Linked DNA regions of Homo sapiens: region 1 is linked to region 2. A link is a loop called in an ENCODE intact Hi-C map of the cell type or tissue named here. Cell type or tissue: PC-9. All regions are shown on one strand. Each heading gives the region's core, and the rest is flanking DNA. Links, peaks and the distances in the headings are about the cores only. Region 1 has its middle 17 kb from the start of GCNT1. Region 2 overlaps PCSK5 (proprotein convertase subtilisin/kexin type 5).

What was found. Hi-C counts contacts between places; a loop is a spot of excess contacts. Peaks named below come from ENCODE experiments on the same cell type or tissue, not always from the same donor. Only the 100,000 strongest peaks of a DNase experiment are listed, where the experiment ranks them.
Region 1: it touches region 2 in a loop (6-fold over the local background); 1 of 110 quality-filtered maps calls a loop at or near these places.

The regions. Positions count from the first base shown.
Region 1 is chr9:76,439,574-76,443,963 of GRCh38, reverse strand. It overlaps a transcript of GCNT1 not described here. Among named protein-coding and RNA genes, the nearest start is that of GCNT1, 17 kb to the left of the region's middle. In PC-9, for the core only: no CTCF peak of the experiment used is centred there; DNase peaks (open chromatin) are centred at 1,943 and 2,243; H3K27ac peaks cover 2,405 bases.
Region 2 is chr9:76,321,766-76,326,155 of GRCh38, reverse strand. PCSK5 (proprotein convertase subtilisin/kexin type 5) reads right to left here. Exons shown (of 38, transcript NM_001372043.1): 32 at 2,868-3,104. Among named protein-coding and RNA genes, the nearest start is that of RFK, 70 kb to the left of the region's middle. In PC-9, for the core only: no CTCF peak of the experiment used is centred there; a DNase peak (open chromatin) is centred at 2,425; H3K27ac peaks cover 760 bases.

The DNA.
Region 1 (4,390 bases), core at 207-4,206, 120 kb before region 2:
TCCTTCCTTCCTTCCTTCCTTCCTTCCTTCCTTTCTTCCTTTCTTCCTTTCTTCCTTTCTTCCTTTCTTTCTTTCTTTCTTTCTTTCCTTTTTTTAGACAGAGTCTCACTCTGTTGCCCAGGCTGGAGTGCAGTGGCTCACTGAAACCTCCGCCTCCCAGGTTCAAGCGATTCTCCTGCTTCAGCCTCCCAAGTAGCTGGGACTATAGGCATGCACCACCACACCTGGCTAGCTTTTGTATCTTTAGTAGAGACGGATGTTGGGAACAAATCCCCCAAAATCTGGCCATAAACTGGCCCCAAAACTGGCCATAAACAAAATCTCTGCAGCACTGTGACATGTTCATGATGGCCATAATAGCCATGCTGGAAGGTTGTGGGTTTACCGGAATGAGGGCAAGGAACACCTGGCCCACCCAGGGTGGAAAACCGCTTAAAGGCATTCTTAAGCCACAAACAATAGCATGAGCAATCTGTGCCTTAAGGACATGCTCCTGCTGCAGTTAACTAGCCCAACCTATTCCTTTAATTCGGCCCATCCCTTCGTTTCCCATAAGGGATACTTTTAGTTAATTTAATATCTATAGAAACAATGCTAATGACTGGCTTGCTGTTAATAAATACGTGGGTAAATCTCTGTTCAGGGCTCTCAGCTCTGAAGGCTGTGAGACCCCTGATATCCCACTTCACACCTCTATATTTCTGTGTGTGTGTCTTTAATTCCTCTAGCACCACTGGGTTAGGGTCTCCCCAACCGAGCTGGTCTTCACAGACGGGGTTTCACCATGTTGGCCAGGCTGGTCTCGAACTCCTGAGCTCAAGTGATCTGCCTGCCTTGGCCTCCCAAATTGCTGGGGTTACAGGTGTGAGCCATTGAACCTGGCCTCTATTTCAAAATATATCCAGATTAGGATCCCTTTTACCCATCTCCATTGCTACCACCTTGGGCCATGCTACTGCTGTATCTCACCTGACATCTCCTGCTTCCTCTCATGCCCCACATACAGCCTGGGATTACAGGCATGAGCCACTGAGCCTGGCCAGTGTTTGTTTTGTTTTAAATCCATTTTGGCTTTAGTATATTCCCAACATCTATAAAAGTGCTTGGCTCAAAGTAGGAGGAGCTCAATAATATTTGATGAATAAATAAGAGAATAAATGAATGAATACTTTATCTTCATATGGTACTTTGTAACTTAAGAACCATTTTCACATTTCTCTTACTACTTCTGATAATCGGATAATCAGATAAAACCACTGTGTTAGTTTCTTTCTTTCTTTTTTGAGATGGAGTCTCACTCTGTCGCCCAGGCTGGAGTGCGGTGGCATGATCTTGGCTCACTGCAACCTCTGCCTCACGGGTTCAAGTGGTTCTCCTGCCTCAGCCTCCCAAGTAGCTGGGATTACAGGCGCCTACCACCAAGCCCAGCTAATTTTTGTATTTTTAGTAGAGACAGGGTTTTGCCATGTTGGCCAGGCTGGTCTCGAACTCCTGACCTCAAGTGATCCGCCCACCTCAGCCTCCCAAAGTGCTTGGATTACAGGCATGAGCCATGGCGCCTGGTCACAACTGTGTTAGTTTCTTATTGCTGCTGTAACAAACTACCACACACAGCATGGCTATAAGCAACACAAATTTATTTTCTTACCGTTCTGTAGGTCAGAAGTCTGAAGCAGGTCTCACTGGCCTAAAATCGAGGTGTCAGCAGAACCGTGTTTCTTTCTGGGAGCTTTAGAGGAAAATCTATTTCCTTGCCATTTCTAGCTTCTCGAAGCCTCTCTCATTCATTGACTGTGGGCCTTCCTCCGGCTTCAAAACCAGCAATGGTCAGTTAAGTCCTTCTCAGATGAAGTCACTGTGACCTCTGCTTCTGGCTTCACATCCCCTGAGCCAGAGCTGGTGAAGAGAGGTGTCTCTGAGTCACACTGTGCGAATTGCCATGGAACAGAGTTAAGCTGTTTTCACATTGATCCGTATCACAAGTGAGTGTTTTCCCCAGCTCTGAGTCAGTCTTTCTTTTTAAATCCAAAACCATATTATTAAGTTTTTAAAAAATCATGATTGCTTTACTTCTTCAGGTTTCAGGTTTCTCAGACATAAAACCTTAAAACAGAAATGAATACCTGATGATTGCATTCCAGTTGTCTGCATTACCCATTAAGAGTCTCTGACCTTTTCTGGTCCCAGGAAACCTCAAAGAATAATCTGCATTTTCCACTTCATAGGTCTTAATGGGAGCAGGACTGTGGAAGGTGACACTGCGGCTTCTCCCTCCTTAACAGTTCACCTATGGTCTGTCTGGTATGACTCACACTTTCTTCGTGTCTCAAATTTCCCACATACGAAACAGATACTATGATGAAAATATAGCCCATTTAATTATGTGAAGTGTTTTGAACAAAATTGTTATAATGTCTTAGCATAATGTGGACTTTTTGTACATCATCTAGTCTGATGGTTCTCACCATTGCTACCCACTGGAATTACTTATGGAACCTTAACAAATCCTGATGCTGGCTGAGAGTGGTGATGGCTCATGCCTGTAATCCCAGCACTTTGAGAGGCCGAGGCAGGCAGATCACCTGAAGTCAGGAGTTTGAGACCAGCCTGGCCAACATGGTAAAACCCCGTCTCTACTAAAAATAAAAAAATTAGCCAGGCATGGTGGTGGGCACCTGTAGTCTCAGCTACTCTGGAGGCTGAGGCAGGAGAATTGCTTGAGGCCGGGAGGCGGATGTTGCAGTGAGCTGAGATCGCGCCACTGCACTCCAGCCTGGGTGACAGAGCAAGACTTCGTCTCAAACAACAACAAAAATCCTGATGCCTAGGTCCTGCACCAAGGATTCTGATGTGATTGCTATGGAATGTGGCCTAGGCATAGGTTTTTTTGTTTTTTTTTGAGATGGAGTCTCTCTTTGTTGCCCAGGCTGGAGTGCAGTGGTGTGATCTTGGCTCACTGCAACCTCCGCCTCCCGGGTTCAAGCAATTTTTCCTACCTCAGCCTCCTCAGTAGCTGGGATTACAGGCATGCACCACCATGCCCAGCTAATTTTTGTATTTTTAGTAGAGATGGGGTTTCACCATGTTGGTCAGGCTGGTCTTGATCTCCTGACCTTGTGATCCACCCGCCTCAACCTCCCAAAGTGCTGGGATTACAGGCATGAGTCACTGCACCCGGCAGGCATAGGCATTTTTAAAAGCTCCCCAGCTGATTCTAACGTGCAACCAAGTCTGGGACCAGGGAAGACTCCTCTTAGGTAGCTCTAAACAAGCTCTTGTGGATGAGCCACTTTCTGGACCCAGTCCCCAAGTCATCCCCTGTGAGTGCAGCTCATTCTCCCCTCTGGGTTTTGGTCCTAGCAACCATCAGGAAGGAGACAGGACAGGTGGGTGCAGGACCTCAGCCCCACACAGGGCAGGGGGACACACAGGTTGCAACATCATAGTGAAAAGGACCGGAATCTGATGAGGACACACTGGAAACATGGTACCACTGTAACCCAGGTTTCCTCCTCACCTGTGGAGCAAATATAAATCAGGGAAATGTAGATTGATGTCACCTTCATTCATCACAGCTTTAGTGAAACCTGGCAACTGGGGAATTTTTTGTTCACAAGGCAAACAAAGTCTTCAATTTAATTCCTTTAAATTCCTTGAAGATTATATTAACTAGTAGGTGAGGTTAAGACTTTTGAAAGTCATGTGGGTATTGAACTGAACTGCTCTTAGAAGAAAATTCAGAGAGAAGGTGATGTGGGTCAGGAGCAGGAAGAGATGCTGAGCCAAGAAGAGAGATTTGGGACATGAGATACCTCAAAAGGTTTGTTAGTTTATTCATTTTTTCTTTTTTTTTTTTTTTATTTTTGCGACGGAATTTCGCTCTTGCCCAGGCTGGAGTGCAATGGTGGGATTTCGGCTCACTGCAACCTCCGCCTCCTGGGTTCAAGCGATTCTCCTGCCTCAGCCTCCCAAGTAACTGGGATTACAGGTGCCCACCACCAAGCCCGGCTAATTTTTTGTATTTTTAGTAGAGACAGGGTTTCACCGTGTTGGCCAGGATGGTCTCGATCTCCTGACCTCAGGTGATCTGCCCACCTCAGCCTCCCAAAGTGCTAGGATTACAGGCATGAGCCAATGCGCCCAGCCTTGGTTTATTTTTAAGTGCAATCTTGATATCATGTGGTACAACTTCTCTCTTCTAGCTTCCTTCTAAAATATTGAATAAATTTTATATTCCTCACTATTGCATTCATATTAGTGCAAGGAGAGCACTGTTTTCAAAGAATTCAAAGAGGAGAGAGCCATAAGAATATGAGTCACAATCTGAAGAAAGACGCACACAGCTTTTACCAACAACTGATTTACCTCCATCTCTACTAAGGAAATGCAG
Region 2 (4,390 bases), core at 189-4,188:
TCCTCCTGCCTTGGCCTCCCAAAGTGTTGTTGAGATTACAGATGTGAGCCACCGTGTCCGGCTGAGATTGCTCCATTCTAAACGCTTCTCTACACTTCCCCAAATCTTAATTTTCAGATCAGGTTCTTTGTATTATCTCTCTGGAAAGTCAGGTTGTCACTGTTTCTTCCAATACCACATTCCTTCCCCTCCCTTTGGTCTGGTAGAAAGTGCAATGGCGGCCGGGCATGGTGGCTCACGCCTGTAATCCCAGCACTTTGGGAGGCAGAGACGGGCAGATCACCTAAGGTCAGGAGTTCGAGACCACCCTGACCAATATGGAGAAACTCTGTCTCTACTAAAAATACAAAATTAGCTGGGTGTGGTGGCACATGCCTGTAATCCCAGTCACTCGGGAAGCTGAAGCAGGAGAATCTCTTGAACCAGGGAGGCGGAGGTTGTGGTGAGTCCAGATCGCGCCATTGCACTCCAGCCTGGCAGCAACGAGAGCAAAACTCCGTCTCAAAAAAAAGAAAGTGCAATGTCATTGTAGGGAGACACCTCAAGTGAGTTTCCAACTCTGTCCTCACTAGTGGGGTCACATTGAGCAAGTGCTTAACTTCTCAAAGCATCTGTTTCCTTCTCAGAAAAATGCAGAAAATTGCCATTTACCTCAATGGCTCTCAACCCACACTAAGCATCAGAATTACTGGTGGTGGGAGAAGGAATTAGAATGTTGGGTGCAGGCATCTGTGGTTTTAAGAGCTGCCCAGGTGATTCTAATGGGCAACCAGGGGCCTTTCTCAAGGAGATAATTAAATCAGATAAATTAAGAAAACATACTCTGAGACCTGTAAAGCTCTCTGTATGGTAAATTACTTTCATTATTCAACACCAGAGAAAGGCCAGAAGTTGAACCTCAGTTCCTGCCCTCGCAGAGGCAAGATGGCGCTGGAGGCCTGCTGCTGAGTCTCTCACCTCCCAGAAGCCATTCCCAGCTCCACAGCCTGCCTCCCACACGAACACCCGCCTCTTCTGCATGCGGACACAGCCTTGACATCCACGCCTTTTCACATATGGGCAGGTAGGACATTAACACTAAATAGTGCTTTATATAAAACACACAAAAAGACATATCCACAGCACAAGGCTGGAGCAGAAAGCCTTCAGGACCGAGACACATCTTCGTGTCCTACTAAAAACCTTCCCCTCAGTATGTCCTAGGGTGTGGGTGTCCCAGGGTTTCTCAGTGGAAGGTCACTCTCAGGCTCTCGCGGTTGTTAGGGGAATTGCCTCTGGACATCTATCTTGTCGTGTTTGCTTGGGGGCGACATGTGGGGGTGAAGGACCTCAGGCTGCCTCAACAGAGTGAATCCTGGGCTCTAGAAAAGCCCCCGCCCCACAACATTTCTCTCACTTGCTAGAGAATTCTAGAGTGCATAACTTATTTTATTTTTCTGTTCCTTGATAATGAATAAGAGGCAAATGATTCATGCCGAGTTAAAACATAAGGAGGTATAAATAATAGCAGATCCTTTCTTGAACATGCAGGGACTGAGTGGGAGTGGAAATGGGGACCTTGGAGCAGGAATTGAAGGATATGAAGAGGAAGGTGGGGAGCTTCCAGGGAGCAAACCATGAAGGGAGGCTGGGCGCGGTGGCTCACACCTGTAATCCCAGCACTTTGGGAGGCCAGGGTGGGCGGATCACTTGAGATCAGGCATTCAGGACCAGCCTGGCCAACATGGTGAAACCCTGTCTCTACTAAAAATGCAAAAATTAGCTAGGTGTGGTGGCAGCCACCTATAATCCCAGCTACTCAGGAGGCTGAGGCAGGAGAACCACTTGAACCCAGGAGGTGGAGGCTGCGATGAGCTGAGATCATGCCACTGCACTCCAACCTGGGCAACAGAGTGAGACTCCATCTCAAGAACAACAATAACAAAATATGGACCGAGCGCCATGGCTCACGCTTATTATCCCAGCACTTTGGAAGGGCGAGGCAGGTGGATCACTTGAGGTCAGGAGTTCAAGACCAGCCTGGTCAACATGGTGAAACCCCCTCTCTACTAAAAATAGAAAAATTAGCCAGGCGTGGTGGCACACGCCTGTAGTCCCAGTTACTCAGGAGCCTGAGGCAGGCAAATCGCTTGAACCCAGGAGGCAGAGGTTATAGTAAGCCAAGATCGTGCCACCGCACTCTAGCCAACAGAGTGAGACTCTGTCTCAAAAAAAAAAAAAAAATCACCCAGGAAGGGAGACAAGAGGCACCAAGAAAGTCCCTTATGGTGTCACAATTTGCTTGTGTTATCAAGAAAAGTCTCAGGTAGCTTTTGAAGGCTCCTCCTCTCTGCTGTAAATCTTTATATGATAACTTCTTTTGACCAGCAGTTCATAGCCACTGTTGTGAGGAAGGTCCACGTGATTTGTCACTAATAAAAGTTACCTGTACAAAGCTTATGAGTGATTCATTTAAAGATTATTTACAACCGGTTCAAAATATGCCTCCTTGAGTGAGATGGTAAAGGATGAGATGGACTGGTCATGGTGACTCACACCTGTAATCCCAGCACTTTGGGAGCCCAAGGCAGAGGATTGCTTGAAGCCAGGAGTTCAAGACCAGCCTAGGCAACATTCTGAGACCTCATCTCTATGTTCCCAGCAACTCTGGAGGCTGAGGTGGGAGGATCACTTGAGCCCAGGAGGCGGAGGCTTCAGTGAGCCATGTTCGTGCTACTGAACTTGAGCCTGGGCAATAGAGGGAGACCTTGTCCCAAAACAAAAACAAAACACAACAAAAAAAAGATTGAGATGACAGCTCTGGCGCTGGGGCTGGGGCTGGAACTATGCAAACCCCGGAGCCTATTTTGAATCCCAGAAGTCTTTACCTCTGCACTCCTTAGTCTCCTTTTCATAATAGGTTCCTGCTGGACACTCCTCCAAGCACAGTCCATCATAGAGGACCCAGGAACTCTCAAGACAGAGCTCGCAGTCGTCGGCTTTGGGGCCACTGCACTCCAGACAGTCTTTATGGCAGGGGACACAGTGGCGCGAGTCTGCATAGAAGCCACGGGGACAGGACTGGTGGCACATATCATCGTGCAGGAAGAACTCAGGCGTGCACTCTGGGAAAAGGAGGAAGCAGCAAGTTATCCCCGGGGGGTAGGAGAAAGGAATTCATTGTCTGCAGTAGGCTAGCTCCTCCCTCAGCACTTTGGTTGATTTGACCTGAGAGTATGCTTGCCCTTTACCCACCCTGCCAGGGCATAGACTTGATGTCTAACAAGCCCTGCCTTGGGACAAGGAGGCCACACATGGTGACCGTATTAGATGGTGCTGGACTTACACAATGAAATGGTCTGCCCTTTGGAGGTGCAGTGCAAAAATTTGCAATGCTGCAAAAGACAGGGATGGCTGAGAGGCTGGCGGTATTGTTTGAAAAACCCGAAGAGCATTAACAGATTTAAAAAATTGTATTGAGAACCTCACACTGTTTTCAACACAGAAAGCAGTTTAGGAATGGTTGGATTAGTTAACTTTTCATTCATTGATCAGGTACAACAATGAATACAGGATTGATCAGTGTGAAGAATACATTGCGGGTTTATTTTTTTTGTGTTCATTTTCTTACTTTGGGGGGAATCCTGGGAAACACTTGAGGTCACACCAAGAGAATACTTTGGATAGGACAGCACCAGTTAAATGAGTCTGTCTTATTCTGGAGAGAAAATTGAACAGCTTTTTGGGGGAGATAATTCCTGAGGGAAAAAAACAACAAAATTCATTCACAGCCAGAGTGGTCATCTCAGTCATAGTTGCCCGAACTTTTCTTTCCTATCCTTTTTAACAACTGCAGTTTTCTAGCTACCTCTGTGTTTTGTGGCTTACTATCAGTCTGTAAGATTTTGTGTTCCAAAAGATGGGAACAGCTGGGCGTGGTGCCTCACGCTTGTAATCCCAGCACTTTGGGAGGCTGAGGACGGTGGATCACCTGAGGTCAGGAGTTTGAGACCAGCCTGACCAACATGGAGAAACCTCGTCTCTACTAAAAATGTTAAAATTAGCCCGGCGTGGTGGAGCGTGCCTGTAATCCCAGCTACTCTGGAGGCTGAGGCAGGAGAATCGCTTAAACATGGGAGGCAGAAGTTGCAGTGAGCTGAGATTGAGCCATTGCACTCCAGCCTGGGCAACAAGAGTGAAACTCCATCTCAAGGAAAAAAAAAAGATGAGAACATTGGGTTCTTCTCTGTACCTCTAGCACCTAGGATAGCACTTGCACATCTGCTGTGTGTGTACATATGGGGGTGAGTGTAAGAGATCATGCAAAAAGGGGCTCTTGCTTGTCTTAACTTGCAGCATCCATAATGAAAAGGGTGTATCTCACCCTCAGTTTCTCTGATGACAGGCACAG